Regions from separate parts of the Homo sapiens genome. Here region 2 is linked to region 1. The links are chromatin loops, found by intact Hi-C in ENCODE. Cell type or tissue: B cell. All regions are shown on one strand. Each heading gives the region's core, and the rest is flanking DNA. Links, peaks and the distances in the headings are about the cores only.

Region 1 (5,310 bases), core at 196-4,195:
TCAGGCGGCTTCTCACTCGCCTTCGCAGTCAGGCCATCTCCTGCAAAGGAAGCAGAAGGCAGCCTAAATGTTGAGCCTGCCCTCACCACCCTCTCCCCGGCCCAACCCCCGCCTCCATTCCTGGGGAAGAACTTACTCAAAACTGAAAGGGAAAACTCGAGTGCCTGTGGCTTCTTGGGGCCCCTCTCAGGGTTACCTCAGGCTCTGTACTAAGGGTGGGGGGGTGCACGTGCAGCTATTCCATGAAAAAAAAAAAATCTATCCTTCCCACCAGCTTTCTGTCCCAATCCTTGGGGGTTAAGGAAACACAGGTAATATACCTTTCATTAAGAATTTATATTTTACCAATGAAAAACACACACAACCACCCAAAGGTAGCAAAAGGAAAAGGAAGCATCAGTGTATGGGTAGCTTCCCCTGGATTCAGGTGGTTATATAAGCCCTAAGACCCTCGTCACAGCCTGATAGAGGCACACCACTAGGCAGAAGAGGGGAGACACTAGAGCCTCTCAAGTCAAGGTTGTCCCTCCCCTATCAGAGACGCAATCCTAGACCCTGCATTTCTATCGCTCTGCTGAAATCCTTATGCTGTTAGGGGCTCCAGAACCTAGTTACCATTCATCAAACCCAGAAATCCCACTCCCATCTAGAACCAAAAAGCTGTAAAGGTCTTAGAACCAAGAAGCCTGGTGTACTCCCCCAAATCCTGAAGGAAGGACTCTGGCACCAAAAGCCCACTGGGGTAGGAAAAAGGGAACCCTTCCCACCAAATTCACTCCTCCCAACCTACGCTCCCTGAAACCTTACCCCATTCCTCCCCCACAGCCTGTGCCCACCCCTACTTTCCTTAATCTTCCTCTACACACCACCCCACTCCTCCCTCGTAAACCCCAAGTCCTTCCCCACACACATCCCTACACTTATCTCTCCACCCTCCTCCTCCCCACTACTTCCCAAAGCACATAGCCACCCCTCCTTACCACCACCCTCTCCCAGCCCTGATTCTCCAGATAATTAGGCAACCTACCTGGCAAGGAAGGATGTGCAGGGGGGCTAGAGCCCCCAGGTTTGGTCTGAGAACTGTTGATTCCATCCCCCAGAGTCTCTCCCACTGAAGGGCTAGGCGGGGCATTTGGGCTCTGTGGCTGCCCTTGGGGAAGCTCCTCCTCCTGCCCAGGGGAGCCCCTTCTTGCAGTAGCTATGGAGGTGGTCTCCTCCTCTTCAATATGTGGGGACTGCAGTGTTATTGGAGAATCTGGAGCCAAAGGCTCTAGTAGCCCCTCAGGTGAACAGGAATTTGCCCCAGCCCCTGGATCAGGTGGTACCACCTCAGGGGTCTGGCCCCCTGGTCCAGGCTCTAGGGTCTGATCTCCTGCATCCCATGCCAGGGTTCCCTCAGGACCGTGGTCCACCTCCGGGGGAGAGGGGGCTTTATAGAGCAGCCCCCCCAGCCCCAGCAACTCAGTGGCTCCATCCAGGACTCCAGGGTCTTTTTCCAGGCCAGCAGGGGTATCAAGCAGGTCCAGGGCTCCCGAGGATGGAGAAGGGCCAGGGGGGGCCCATCCTCGAGTTGGGGCAGTCTGGGATTCCAGTAGATCCTCTCCAAATTCCATGTCTACTGGTAGGTCTCCAGCCAGGGGCTTCTCTGGCAGGGTCAATGGGTCAAATGGACTGGGGAAATCACTGGGGTCCATGAGTATGGCTGGATATGTACTGCAGATTAGGAGTAGAAGAGGGGGCAGTAGAGGTGGTCTTAGCCTGAATTCCTTCTTATATAGGCTCTGAGACACACCCCATCATCCACTTGGATTTCTCATGAGCAGCCCCCACCACCACAATCTACAAGCATTTCCGAAGGCTTTAGTCCTAATGACCACTCCCCCCAATACAGCGCCCCCAGTGGGGAGAGGCGTTCCCCGCCCTGGCCCCGTGCCCACACTGGCCAGGCAGTCGGTCGTTCTACCCGCCCACCCCCCTACTCGACTGCAACTCCCATTCCCTTCCCCCCTTACCTTTTACCCCCCGCAACTCAGGCTGAACGCCCCCTTAGAGTCTCCTAAGGCCGTCGCCACCAGGAGCCTTTCCCGCCCCCGCGATCTCAGTTTCTATTCCCTCCCCACTCTGCAGGAGCCCCCCAGCTCCCCAGTCTTTACCCACCCTGTCTGGCCCCACCCCCCCTCCCCGCGTTGCTAGGTCCTCCCTCGGCCCTTCCCCCGCCCCCACAAACTGCCCTTCGCAACCCCTTCCCCCCAGTTACCTTTCAGGTCGCCCACTTCCTCAGCCCCGTCCCCCTTTCCCATTGCTCCTCCAGTCCTCCCTTCTCCTGTTGCCCACCCCCAACCTCAGGCATTTACAGGAAGACATTTTGGAGCTACGATCTCTCCTTAGACCCCCCCACCACCGCCTCCCGGCTACTGCAAGATCCCGCTTGCAGGTTCGGTTCGGCTTGAGCAGGCCCGACCCCTACCTGCGGCAGGGTTAGTGCAAAGGCTACAAGCCTAGAACTGCAGACAGCGACGGCCCCGCGCTCCTTCTCTACCTCCCTCCCTAGCAGCCGGGACAGGGGTCGCGGCCCCTTTAAATGGCAGCGCCGCTCGCAGCGCCCAGCGCTCTGCACCAGGCGGGCGGGCGGTGCCAGCAACCAACCCCATTGGCTGGCTCGAGGAGGGGGCTCGCGAGACAGCGCCGGCCCCCGGCGCGAGACTCCCAGTCCAGTGGCCGCCTGGAAATTGCGGAGTGGAATGCAGCCACTAGAGACGGCGCCTGAGCCCCCGCCCGGGGCCCCGTTAGTTGAGAAGGAAAAGATAGCCTCTGGAGCTTTGAAGCCGGCCCCCCGGGAAAGGCGGCGTCCCCTTTCCACCCAAGGGCCGAGTGCGCTCACCCACAAAAAACACAGATCTACGCACCTGCTCCCCTTACCTGGCTCAAGAGTCTGGCCCCCGTCACACCCTGCTCGCCCTACCTCCTGGAGCCCACTCTACCCGTGATCCCCTCCTCTCATTCAAATGGTTCCCGGTCCCCTCCCCCTCCCCGTGTCTCTCTTAGCTTCCCACTCGTGTTCACCCCCTCGGCGTCCGCCCCCCTCAATAGTCCCTACCTACGCCATGCAGCAGGCGCCTGCCAAGATTACCCTCCCCCATCCCCACCTCTCCGGGTCCCGCCCCCTGGGCGACTGTTGGGGTAGTGAGTGACAGCGGAGGACGGGGGGAGGCAGGGACCCAGCCCTCACGTGCCCCTCCTTCCCTTGTCTGCAGCCACGGGGCCCCCAAAACAGTCTGAGAGTCAGAGTTATGGGGTATCTGAAGCTTGATCCCCAGCCACACAGGTCGGGTTAAATGGCTCTGGCTCAGTGGCAACGCCTGTGCAGTAACCGTTACTGCTTGATGACCCCCAAACCAGGTCCTGCAAAGCTACCCCCTACTCTCTCAACAGTCTTAGGGTAAGTTCTGGGATCTTCTCCCTGAGTCTTCCTGCAGGAGCTCCCTGTATTATCTATGGAGTTTTCCTCCCTCACCAGGGCTGATCTCTCTCTCTCTCTCTCTCTCTCTCTCTCTCTCTCTCTCTCTCTCTCTCTCTCTCTCTCTCTCTGTATCTCTCTCTCTCTTTCTCCTCCAGCCCCCTTTCTGTCCTTGTCTGTCTCTCTCTTCTCGCTCTCTCTCTCTCTCTCCCCCTATCTCTTTTTGTCTCCTTCTCTGCCTCTCTGCTTCTCGTGCGCACGAGCACGCAGGCGCGCTACACGCTCCCCCCTCCTGGATGGTCCTTAGCATGTGGGTGTGGCTGAGGTTAGGCTAGAGAAGTGGAGTAGGGGTAGGTGGCACTAGCGTTAAGCCTACTGCCTTTAAAAAATTGTGCCAGCATCCATTCTCAGTCCGCATTATATTAATAGTTAGAGCACTTTACAATCCCCGCTCCCCACTTCCCACCACAGCCCCTAAGGGCTGAGAGCATTTAGTAGCCGAACTACTAGAGGAGGCTCAGGCTGGAAGGAAGTCTCCTTAGGAACAGGAAGGTTTGGTATCCAGTGCCTATTCTAGCCTGCCTCGTTGACTTCTGGCCTCTCCTCCTGGCCACACAAAGCCTCTCCTGCTCTTGTAGTCCTCGGGAGTTTACCCTCCCTTTTCTCATTCCTTTTCCCAGAAACCTTATCCTTGCTAGCTCCCCACATGGCCTTGAGGTTATCTTTGCTCCCTCCTACATACAGAGATAAAAGCCAGAGTTTCTTACTTTTAGATTTCCCAAATCCAGCTTTCTCTTTGTCTTAACCAGCATTCTGTGTACCCATCTCCTACCTCCTGTTTATTTCTATTCCTGGACCTCCCCTTTGCATTTTCTGCTTGTTCCATCTCAGTTGAGCCACCTAGTTTTTTCTGTATTGCCTGCCTTCCTCAACATATACTTGAATCCTTGGCTGCTCTGCTTGTGGAGGTGCCTGGTCACTATCTTTCAAGTTGAGGGGAGCTGATCTAACGGGGTTAAGTGGTGTGTTATTAATTCTAGACGCAGTGTGGTGGCCTAAGAATGGGTTCTGGAGTCAGACCAGATTTCTAATATCAGTTCTGCCTACTTTTTAGCCAGGTGACTTTGGACAAGTGACTTGTCAAGTGAAGGGCCTTAGTTTTCTCCTCTTTAAAACAGATAAGGAAACAATCTAAATGCCCAATAATAGGGGATTTTGGTTATGCAACAGACGTAGTCATTAACAACCACATTTTAAGTCTGGCGCAGTGACTCACGCCTGTAATCCTGGCACTTTGGGATGCCAAGACGGTTGGATCCTTTGAGCCCGGGAGTTCCAAACCAGCCTGAGCAACATGGTGAAACCCCTTCTCTACAAAAAATACAAAAAATTAGCAAGGTGTGCTGGTGTGCACCTGTAGTCCCAGCTACTCAGGAGGCGGAGGTGTGAGGATCACTTGAGCTGGGAGGCAGAAATTGCAGCGAGCTCAGATGGCGCCACTGCACTCCAGCCCGGGGCGACAGACGAGGGCTCTGTCTCAAACCAAACAAAACAAAACCCCACATTAAAAAAACAAAAACAAAAAACAACTAATGGCAGACAGCACAGAGGATTTTTACGGTAGCGAAAATACTCTCATGATACTGTAATAGTGGATACTTGTAAGTATACATTTGTTCAAAGATACAGAATGTAAACACCAAGGGTGAACTAACTCTAATGTAAACCGCAGGCTTTGGTTAGTAATGATGTGTTAATGTAGGTTCATCGATTTTAACAAATTTACCACTCTGATAGGGATGTTGGTAGTCAGGGGAGCCGTGACTGCATGGGGGAAGGAGGTATATGGGACT
Region 2 (4,000 bases), core at 1-4,000, 140 kb before region 1:
CTGGAGAAAATAGGGGGGAAAGGAGTTGGAGGAGGGAGGGTAGGGGGTGAGCAGAGAAGCTGGGAGGCAGAGAACAGGAGCTTGATATTAGGTCCTTCTATCTGTCTGGTTGAATCCTTTAGCCCTACTTTCTTGGCCTTAGCTGCTACATTCACGTCCCTAGTCACTCACAGTCCAGCTGTGGTCCCAGTCAGTCCGGTACTGCACCAAGTGCTCCAAACAGTGGTTCAAGAATCTGTTGTTCCAGTTCAGTTCTAGCTGGGATTCACTCAGTTTGTGAAGTGTTAGGTTCTCTGGAGCCCAGGGGATCACTGGAGATATGTGTGCATATGTGGTCATTCCCCTGGCCTAGACAAGTCAGGATCCTGAAGGTAGTGCCCCTAATACCTCCTCCCTTCCCATCATGATCCCCTACCTCCTCTTTTCTGCCCATGTACCCTTATGATAAAAGAACACTACTCTGTAGACTCCAATGTCCCACAGTATCCCTGGTCTCTTGACCCTTTCTTTCCAAATTACCCAGATTCTGCAGTTTTAGCATCTGTGTGGCCTGTCTCCTGGGTTCCCGTGGGTCCTGGAGCTGAACAACAAATGTTTGGTAGAGGTGGATCTCCTTTTTTTGCAACTGACAGCCAGAAGTGATTTCTTCAGAGAATAGATAGTGGCTGCACTTCTGGACTTTATCATTATCCGAGTTCTTGTACCTAGAGGAGAAAGGTTGGAAGGAAGAGGAACAGTGGGGCCAATCTGGGTACTGCAGATATCCAGAGCCTAGCCTCATCTCCCCTCAACCGACTTATGACTTACCCCAGGAGAAAACAGTGGGGTACCTGGGAGACTTGCTACCCTCTCTCTTGGTCTCTGATCCAACCCACCTCTTCTTCATCCCCTCCCCCTCGTCCCTTCTCATACCAATAATGCAGAGTGAGGTTGGTAGGCTGGGGCTCAGAGCTGCTGTTCCAAGTGCAATTCATGTACTCGACATTGAACACAAAACACTGAACCTCTGGGAGGGGCAGAGTGGAAACACTGAGGGAGTCAGTGGGCATAGTGGTCAGGAAGAAATCTAGATTGGGGAGAAAATGAAGGCAGGGAGGGAAAGAGAAATGATGGTCAGAAGGAGGAGGCCAAGCACGGTGGCTCATGTCTGTAATCCTGGTGCTTTGAAAGGCTGAGGCAGGAGGATCACTAGAGGCCAGGAGTTTGAGACCAGCCTAGGCAACATAGTGAGACCCTGCCTCAAAAGAAAGAAAGAAACAAACAAACAAGAAAGAAAGAAGAAGTAGCGTGAGGCAGGGAACCCTCCCCCTTGCCCTTCCCACTCCACTTTTCAATTCTGCCCACATGATTGTAATGGCCAGTGGCAGGCACCAGATCTCTGTACGGCCCCTTCCCACAGCCACCCTTCTCACCAGCCCCCTCCAGTCCCAGATTTCCCACCAGCTGTGGTGTCTTCATTCCCATTGGGCGTCAGAATTGTCGTGTTCAGCCCCACTCCCAGCAGGGGCAGCTGCAGGAATAAGAGGGATGTGAATGGTAATGATGGCTTCAACATGGCGCTTGCTCTTCATTCCCTGGGTGTAGTCTGTCTGTGTCAGGAACCTGGGTCCCTCACCCACTACCCCTCCCCACCCACACGTTTCCTCTGTCATAGCTTCCGGTGGAAAGAACCTTATAAACCAGGGCTTTACAGAGGGTGTGGCAAATATGTGCTGTGTGACACGGGCTAAGTCCTCTAGGAGATTAGGTGCTGCTGTAAGGTGGTAAACAGAAACTAAAGCTGGATATACAATAGTGTCACAGACTCAAAAATCCTCAGCCCACCTAGATCCTGGGAAGGATCTGTTCACTACCACTAGCACCATTCTCAACCACCTTCTCCTCTAAATCATTACCTTCTATAATGGAAGTTCTGAACCCCCACCCCCGACATCACCGTTCTATGCCATGCCTCTTCCTTGACTTGGTCACCCTTAAATCTCTGTCAAAGCTCTACTGTTTTGGGAGGATGGAAAATACCGTCTTGGCTCCTGTGGGCACATATACAGCTGTCTTTCCTCTGATCTAATCCAAACCAGAATACCCACCCTTAGCTGCTGCCTGAGCTGGGTCCCTGTTGAGACTGGCGAGGAAGTGTGACTTATAATACAAAAATATTCTAGAAATGGAGGAACAACAATACTAGCTTCAAGCTTCCCATCTTCCCCCAACTCTGCTTCTCTTCCTGCCTTCCCCACCTCAGTCAATGGTATCGTCACCCTCTCAGTCACCCAGACTTGAAACCTCAGAATCAGCTTCAATTTCTCCCCCTCTCTCACCCAGAGAATATAACCCACTCTGCTTCTGTGGTGTTTCTCCCAACGGTTTCCTCCTTTCCATTACCACAGCCACTCTGCTAAATCAGTCTTTCATTAGCTCTAGTCATGATTCTATCTAGACTCCATCAACTGGCCTCCCTTTCTAAAGGCCCTCTGCTCTCTAATCCATTCTTCATCCTGTTGCCAGTTTTACCTTCCCCGAAAACACAGAGGTGATTGGAGAAGCCACTTACAGAAACTATTTATTCAGCAAACATTTATTACGTTTTTAATATGTGCCAGGCACTGTGCTTATGTTCTGGAAATAGACCAACAAGACATCCTCATATTTCTAGACACTCACAGAAAAGTGGGGAAGACATAAACAAGTAATACAACATAGTGTAACAAGTCCTATAGCATAAATGTAGAGATACTACAAAGTATGTGAGCACAGAAGAGGAAGTAACTAAATTTACCAAGATGGAGAGGGGGATAGTTTAGTGAAGGCTGTGCTGAAGAGGTGCTATTTCAGTGGCATCTTAAAGAATGAGTGTAATTTTACCAGACAGAAAGTGGTGTAGGATATTAAGCAAAGAAAAACAGCACTTGCCTGGGAGTCTCAGGAAAACTGGACTATATGGCCCAGCTTAGTATTTAGTATGTATCTTTAGTATGTATTAGTTTGCTAGGGCTGCCATAAGTTATCCCCAAACTGAGTGGCTTAAACCAACAGAAATTTATTCTCTCGGCTGGGTGCAGTGACTCACGCCTGCAATCCCAGCACTTTGGGAGGCCAAGGCAGGTGGATTGCTTGAGGAGTTCGAGACCAGCCTGGCCAACCTGGTGAAACCCCGTCTCTACTAAAAATACAAAAATTAGCCAGACATGGTGGCAACACCTGTAATCCCAGCTACTCGGGAGGCTGAAACATGAGAATCGCTTGAATCTAGGAGGCAGAGGTTGCAGTGAGCCAAAATTGCGCCACTGCACTCTAGCCTGTGCAACAGAGTGAGACTCCATCTCAAATAAATAAATAAATAAATAAATAAAAATTTTTTAAAAAGGAAAAAAAGGCATTTATTTTCTCACAGTTCTGGAGCCCAGAAGTCCGAAATCAGTGTGGCCAGGGTTGGTCCCTTCTGGAGGCGCTGAGGAAGAAGTTGTTCCATGCCTCTCTTCTAGCTTCTGGTGGCTGCCGTCGATCCTTGGTGCTCCTTGGCTTGTAGACACATCATTCCAATCTCTGCCTCCATCTTTGCATTACCTCTTCTTCTTCTCTGCATCTCCTTTATCCTTCTCTTCTCTTACAGGGACACCTGTCATTGGATTTATGGCCCACCCTAATCCAGGGTGTTCTCTCCTAGGAGCTTTGCCTTAATTACAGCTGCTAAAAGCCTTTTGTCAAAGAAGGTGACATCCACAGGTTCCAAGTGAACATATCTTTTTGGAGGCCACATTCAACCCACTACAGAGGGCATTCTCCAATTTAAAAGTCTTCAAAAGCTACTCATGGCCTTCAGAATAAAGCCCAAGCTCCAATGATCAATTCCAGCCACACTGGATATGTCATACGCATTTCCTTTCTCTGGAATTAGCCTCTTCCTAACTTTCTGTAGGCTAAAATCCTTCAGAAGGCAAAACCCCATCTCTACAAAAATACAAAAATTAGCCACGTTTGGTAGCACTCACCTGTAGTCCCA

The links. Peaks named below come from ENCODE experiments on the same cell type or tissue, not always from the same donor. Only the 100,000 strongest peaks of a DNase experiment are listed, where the experiment ranks them.
Region 2: a loop joins it to region 1, with 29 times the contacts of the local background. A loop is called at or near these places in 2 of 110 quality-filtered maps.

The regions. Positions count from the first base shown.
Region 1 is chrX:71,251,562-71,256,871 of GRCh38, forward strand. ZMYM3 (zinc finger MYM-type containing 3) reads right to left here and starts at 2,579. Exons shown (of 25, transcript NM_201599.3): 1 at 2,468-2,579; 2 at 1,028-1,713; 3 at 1-40. The coding sequence starts at 1,694. It overlaps LOC105373247 (a long non-coding RNA gene), which reads left to right and starts at 3,247. Exons shown (of 4, transcript XR_938434.2): 1 at 3,247-3,439. RefSeq lists silencers at 3,075-3,124, 3,145-3,194. In B cell, for the core only: a CTCF peak has its summit at 1,877; DNase peaks (open chromatin) are centred at 1,900, 2,680, 3,110 and 3,740; H3K4me3 peaks cover 2,174 bases; H3K27ac peaks cover 1,922 bases.
Region 2 is chrX:71,109,985-71,113,984 of GRCh38, forward strand. It overlaps IL2RG (interleukin 2 receptor subunit gamma), which reads right to left and starts at 1,593. Exons shown (of 8, transcript NM_000206.3): 1 at 1,441-1,593; 2 at 913-1,066; 3 at 520-704; 4 at 172-311. The coding sequence starts at 1,555. RefSeq lists enhancers at 1,054-2,253, 1,356-1,745. In B cell, for the core only: no CTCF peak of the experiment used is centred there; DNase peaks (open chromatin) are centred at 1,667 and 2,627; H3K4me3 peaks cover 3,075 bases; H3K27ac peaks cover 4,000 bases.